Linked DNA regions of Homo sapiens: region 1 is linked to region 2. Evidence: chromatin contacts called from ENCODE POLR2A ChIA-PET data. All regions are on one chromosome and are shown on one strand. The core of a region is the stretch at or near the end of the contact, and the rest is flanking DNA. Distances in the headings are between cores, read along the strand shown.

Evidence for each region. ChIA-PET counts read pairs that join two places held with the same protein, here RNA polymerase II (POLR2A).
Region 1: POLR2A ChIA-PET joins it to region 2 with 14 read pairs in AG04449. The contact joins the enhancer-like site here to the promoter of NDUFB10 in region 2. POLR2A ChIA-PET finds 5 or more read pairs at or near these places in 2 of 52 experiments (AG04449 and activated CD4-positive, alpha-beta T cell).

What each region holds. Positions count from the first base shown.
Region 1 is chr16:88,772,797-88,775,496 of GRCh38, reverse strand. The region is part of intron 1 of PIEZO1 (piezo type mechanosensitive ion channel component 1 (Er blood group)); the gene reads left to right. Among named protein-coding and RNA genes, the nearest start is that of PIEZO1, 11 kb to the left of the region's middle. Within about 2 kb of position 1,361, at least 18 of the 41 ENCODE cell types and tissues checked have a DNase peak (open chromatin) inside an H3K27ac peak, as active enhancers do.
Region 2 is chr16:1,958,240-1,960,787 of GRCh38, reverse strand. NDUFB10 (NADH:ubiquinone oxidoreductase subunit B10) reads right to left here and starts at 1,250. Exons shown (of 4, transcript NM_004548.3): 1 at 1,034-1,250. The coding sequence starts at 1,163. RefSeq lists silencers at 621-730, 1,161-1,470 and an enhancer at 2,193-2,548.

The DNA of each region.
Region 1 (2,700 bases), core at 112-2,611, about 87 Mb before region 2:
TTGGCCTCCCAAAGTGCTGGGATTACAGGCGTGAGCCACTGCGCCGGGCCCCCGCCATGTGTTTTTAAGAGCAGGCATTTCATTCAGATGAAGCCCGGACACTCTTGGGGGTTCTGCTCAGGGGCTCTACCTGCCACTGAACGTCCTCTCCCTGTGTGGGTGGCCATGGCATTCAGCCTGTGTTGGGCCTTGTTCTGCCTGGCTACTGGCCGCTAGGTCTGCCCCGGCATCCTCTGTGTCCTGTGTGGGCGCCTCTGCCTCCTGCTCCAGCCTGTGCCAGGCAATCCTGCTCACCTTCCAGGAGCCAGGCCTCTCCCCAGGGCCTGCGTCCTGTCAGGGTCAGGGACGGCCCCTCTGCCATGCTCCGGAGTCCCTGGTCCCCTCACTCCGTTACGTCCTGGGTGTCACGGGTACGGCCGGGAACTCTGTCGTCTTCACTGTCTGGGCCGGGGCCTCCCTGGGTGTCTGCTGGATGGAGTGGGTGCCTTTGGGTCCCTGCAAAGTGAGCCTGCCTCCCAGCACCGCCCTGTCGTTACATAGCCACTATCTTTGCGCCTGTTTTTCCTTCCTTTGACTGGTTCCTCTGGGGTTAATTCCCAGGCCTGGTATTACCATCTCTGAATGCCTGGGTGGTTTCAGCGCCCAGGAGGCTGTGCTGAGGTATCTTAGACCATGTGGGCACCGTTCGCTCCTGCGCAGCCGGCTCCGGGGTGCCCTGTTTTTGCGGAATCCTGCAGGGAACCCCATGTACCCTAAGAGTGCTCTCCCCAGCCACTGTGGCATAAGACAAGCGGTCTCTTTGCCCTTGGGCCCCATCCTTGTCTGGTCGGCCCTTCTTCATGGGTCCAGCGCGGGATTGCCGGCTTCCTTTTCAGGCTTCCTGGGACCCCCACTCAGACCTGCAGCTGGGCCAGCGATGCCCACCCGTTTCTCCTCCACGTGGTATACAGAGGTGCCCAGGCTGCTGCTGGGGACTCTGGAGCCCAGGAGTGAGTCTCCTTGACCCTGAGCTGTCCTGGCTATCACAGCTGGGTCCTGTTTTCCCCTTCAGCACCCACGGGTGTCTTTCTCCAGTTTATATTGTTATTTTTATTTATTTACTTATCGAGACAGAGTCTCGCTCTGTCGCCCAAGCTGGTGTGCAGTGGCACAATCTCGACTCATCGCAAACTCCGCCTCCCGGGTTCAAGCGATTCTCATGCCTCAGCCTCCTGAGTAGCTGGGATTACAGGCATGTATCACCAGGCTGGACCTCTAGTTTATATTATTACAGCCTGGTCAGGGAGTCACTGGGCGTCGCCATCCTGTGGGTGGGAAGGGGGCCCAGGCAGAGGCCAGGAGGAGGTGACAGTCATGCGCTTAGAAGCTCAGGCCACGCCCACCCAGCCCTGCCTGGTGACCGGTTCCTGCTGTGTTGGGAGCTGCATCCCAGACCTTATCGCCGGGCACAGAACTTCCAAGCCAGGGGAGAGGGAGGCCTGGAGGGGCCCCAATCTCTGAAGGTCAGCAGTGGCGGGGAGGAGGCTTGCGGTGCTGAAGGGACTCGGGGGACCTGCAGGGAGGTGTTGGTGGTCAGGGATGGTGGCACCTGAGGGGACTTTTGGCAGGGCCAGAAGTGCCCAGAGCAAGCTCCGGTGGGGCCCTGCACTGGAGGGCTGGGGTCGAGTGACCCTCTTCCTAAGACCACCCAGGAGGACACTGGGTGCAGGGTGGCCGGAGCCCTCACCCCCAGTAGGCAGCTGCTGTCCACTCCGCCGACCTGCCTGTCACCCAGTAGGCAGCTGCTGTCCACTCCCCCGACCTGCCTGTCACCCAGTAGGCAGCTGCTGTCCACTCCCCCGACCTGCCTGTCACCCAATAGGCAGCTGCTGTCCAGTCCCCCGACCTGCCTGTCAGCCTTTTCCCTGTCAGGCCCTGTTCCTAGGAGCCTGGAGACCTCAGGGGTGGCCTTGAGCCCCCAGGGTTTTTTTGAGGGGAAGCGCCAGCTGCTGTCTTCACCCTTCCCCTAGTGAGGCCAGGCTGTGCAGGGCCACGTGGAGGCAGTCTGTGCTGCGCCCATCGGTCGCCTGGCTTCCTGCCGACCCTCGGCCCCCAGCCACCTCTGGTCTCGGGCAAGGCCCCTCCCCCTGCCCACCTCCTCCCTGGCCCCCACGCCAGGTGGGCAGACCTCCTCTGCGGTTTTTATTCAGGGGGTCCCTCGTTGGCTGCCCACTCTTGGAGGGCTGTCCTGACTCAGGCCTCCCCTCTACTCAGATCCCCTGAGCGAGGGCCTGGGCGTGACGCCGGGAGTTACTGGGGGGCCAGAGGGGGAGGCTCAGCCTGAATCAATGAGACCCAGGAGGAAGGAGGCACGTGGACCTGAGGGCTGGCTGGAGCCGCTGGTGACAGATGGAGGAGTAATTGCTGCTTCCAGAGCACAGCGAGCTCGAGCTCCCTGGAGTGCCAGAAGCTTCTGGGTGGACAGACAGGCCGCCTCACATTCCAGAGGCTGACACAGTCTTCCAGGCACCCCTGGGGCCAGCTGGAAGCCATGTGCCTCCACTCACGTGTCCCGTGGGTGTTTGGAGGGGAGGCTGGCCCTGCCATGGCCCACCCCAGCCTGCGGCCTCAGGAGCTTGCACATTTGCAAGGGGGTGACATGAAGACTGAGCCAGGGCTGCGGCGGGCATCCCCCTCAGAGAACAGGGAGGAGGGGGCACA
Region 2 (2,548 bases), core at 1-2,500:
GGCTCCAACAGGGAGCCTCCAGCAAGCAGAACTTACCACCTTACGGCCTCAGCTTCCTCACTGGGAAATGAACGAGCTAAAAGGAGAGCTCGAACATCCAGACACATAGGACAGACATGCTCTACAACTGCTACAAAAGAGAGGGAGCTGGGTCCGCTGTTGCACGGTTTCCAGATCTTTGGGGGTTTGATTTGGAGACTTCACCCTCTTACGGAAGAACCACCAGAGCATGCTATGCACCCCAAGTGTTCAAAAAGAACTGAACCAGGCTGGACACGGTGGCTCAGGCCTGTAATCCCAGCACCTGGGGGCCAAGGTGGGAGGATCACCTGAGGTCAGGAGTTCGAGACCAGCCTGGCCAACATGGTGAAACCCCGTGTCTACTAAAAATATAAAAATTAGCTGGGCGTGGTGGTGGTGCGCCTGTAATCCTAGTACTGGGGAGGCTGAGGCAGGAGAATCGCTTGAACCCGGGGTGGGGCAGAGGTTGCAGTGAGCCGAGATCGCGCCACTGCACTCCAGCCTGGGCAACAGAGTGAGACTGTCTCAGGAAAAAAAAAAACAACAAAAACTGAACTGGGCATTTTCCCGGTTCGTTCCAGAGATGCTGAATTTGGGCATCTCGGCCATCACCCCGACACTTGGTCATCCGGCAGAGAGACATTTGAGAGAGGCCTGAGGCCAGCGGTGCAGTGGAGGGGTGCCCGGGGCGGCGGGGGGCGGAGAGCAGTGCGGGGTCCTGGGGCAGTGGGCGCTGGGTGCGGCAGGGAGGGAAGAGTCCTGGGAAGAAGCGGGGCATCCCGGGGTGCAGGGGAGAGTAAGGGATCCTGGGAGGTGAGGTCCGGGGTGCAGTGGGAGGCCAAAGGAGGCGACGGAGCTCGGAGGTCTCCGGGGGTGGGGAGTTGTCCCCGGGGTGCAGCGGGGGGCGGTCTCAGGCAGACGGGACCCCGGAGGCATTGGAGGATCCAGGCAGGGTGTGGGATCCAGGGGTCCCCAGAGGCCGGCGAGGGAGCCCCGGGCTGGGGCTTCGTACCTCTCACGAGGGTCACGGGTCGGTCCACGATGAGGTCGAACGCTTTCATCATGTAGACGATGGGATTGGGCTGCACCGGCGTGCGGCGCGGGGGCTCAGGGTACACATCCTTGTCCCAGCTGTCCGGCATGGCGGCGGCGGGCGCGGACTCCGCTCCCGGACGCGCTGCCCTGGCCTCTACCTCCGTCCGGGTCCCGCGGCCTAGGTCGCCCGCTACAGAGGACGCCGAGGGCGGCTGCGTCTGCGCGCTGGCGCCGCGATGCACCATGGGACTTGTAGTTCCCCGGCTCCGCCGGGCGCGGCCGGGACCCGCCTCGCCGCAGGGCGCCCCCGCGTGGGGCCTCCGTTCTCGGTCTGTGCCGAGCGCCTACGCGGTGCTGGTCGCTGGTCTGGGCGCCTGGGAAGCAGCCGCGAACCGGACAGATTCCTGCTTACGATGAAAGAAACAGACAAAAGGCAACTGACATAAGGAATAGGAGGGGGTCATTCGGTTCCCACTGCGCGCCAGGCACTGTGCTGAGTGCAGCAGGGAATAAGATAAACTGTGATGGAGAACACAGGCCGTTAGAGCGCACACGACAAAGTGAACAAATAGCACGCGATTCCAAACACCCTACTCCTCCAGGAAGCTTTCCTGGATTGCCTAGTCCCTACAGACTTCTCTGGGCCCCGCTCTCTACAAGGGCCCCTCATGGACTGGCTGGTGCCAGTTAACTTGGGAGCCTGTCTGGGGGAGGGCAGGGAGCAGACCAGGAGGCAGGGCTTGCCCTTAGGCGGCTCATAGGGAGAAGGCACCTACCCTGGGCACAGGGCCCTCTGGCCGGCTTTGATGGTTCCATCCTGGCCCTGGGGCACTCTGGTGCTTCTAGGCAGCTCCACTGAGCAGGGTCCTGCTGGCCACATCTTCAGTCTCCACACCTGGCACGGCCCCTGGCTGCTATCCAGGGGGGACACTGGTCATGTCCTGTCCTGAGGTTGAGGCCAGCGACACAGAACCATCAACCCTACAGACAAACAGTGAGAGGTGACAGCGTGCTGGCAGTCCTCAGAGCCCTCGCTCGCTCTCGGCGCCTCCTCTGCCTGGGCTCCCACTTTGGCGGCACTTGAGGAGCCCCTTTCTGGGCTGGCCAAGGCCAGAGCGGGCTCCCTCAGCTTGCGGGGAGGTGTGGAGGGAGAGGCGCAGGCGGGAACCGGGGCTGCGCGCGGTGCTTTGCGGGCCAGCGCGAATTCCAGGTGGGTGTGGGCTCGGCGGGCCCCGCACTCGGAGAGCCTGGCCGGCCCTGCCGGCCCTGGGCAATGAGGGGCTTAGCACCCGGGCCAGCGGCTGCGGAGGGTGTGCTGGGTCCCCCAGCAGGCCGGCCCACCGGCGCTGCGCTCGATTTCTCTCGCCAGGCCTTAGCTGCCTCCCCGCGGGGCAGGGCTCGGGACCTACAGCCCGCCATGCCTGAGCCTCCCCCACTCCGTGGGCTCCTGTGCGGCCCGAACCTCCCCGACGAGCGCCGCCCCCTGCTCCAG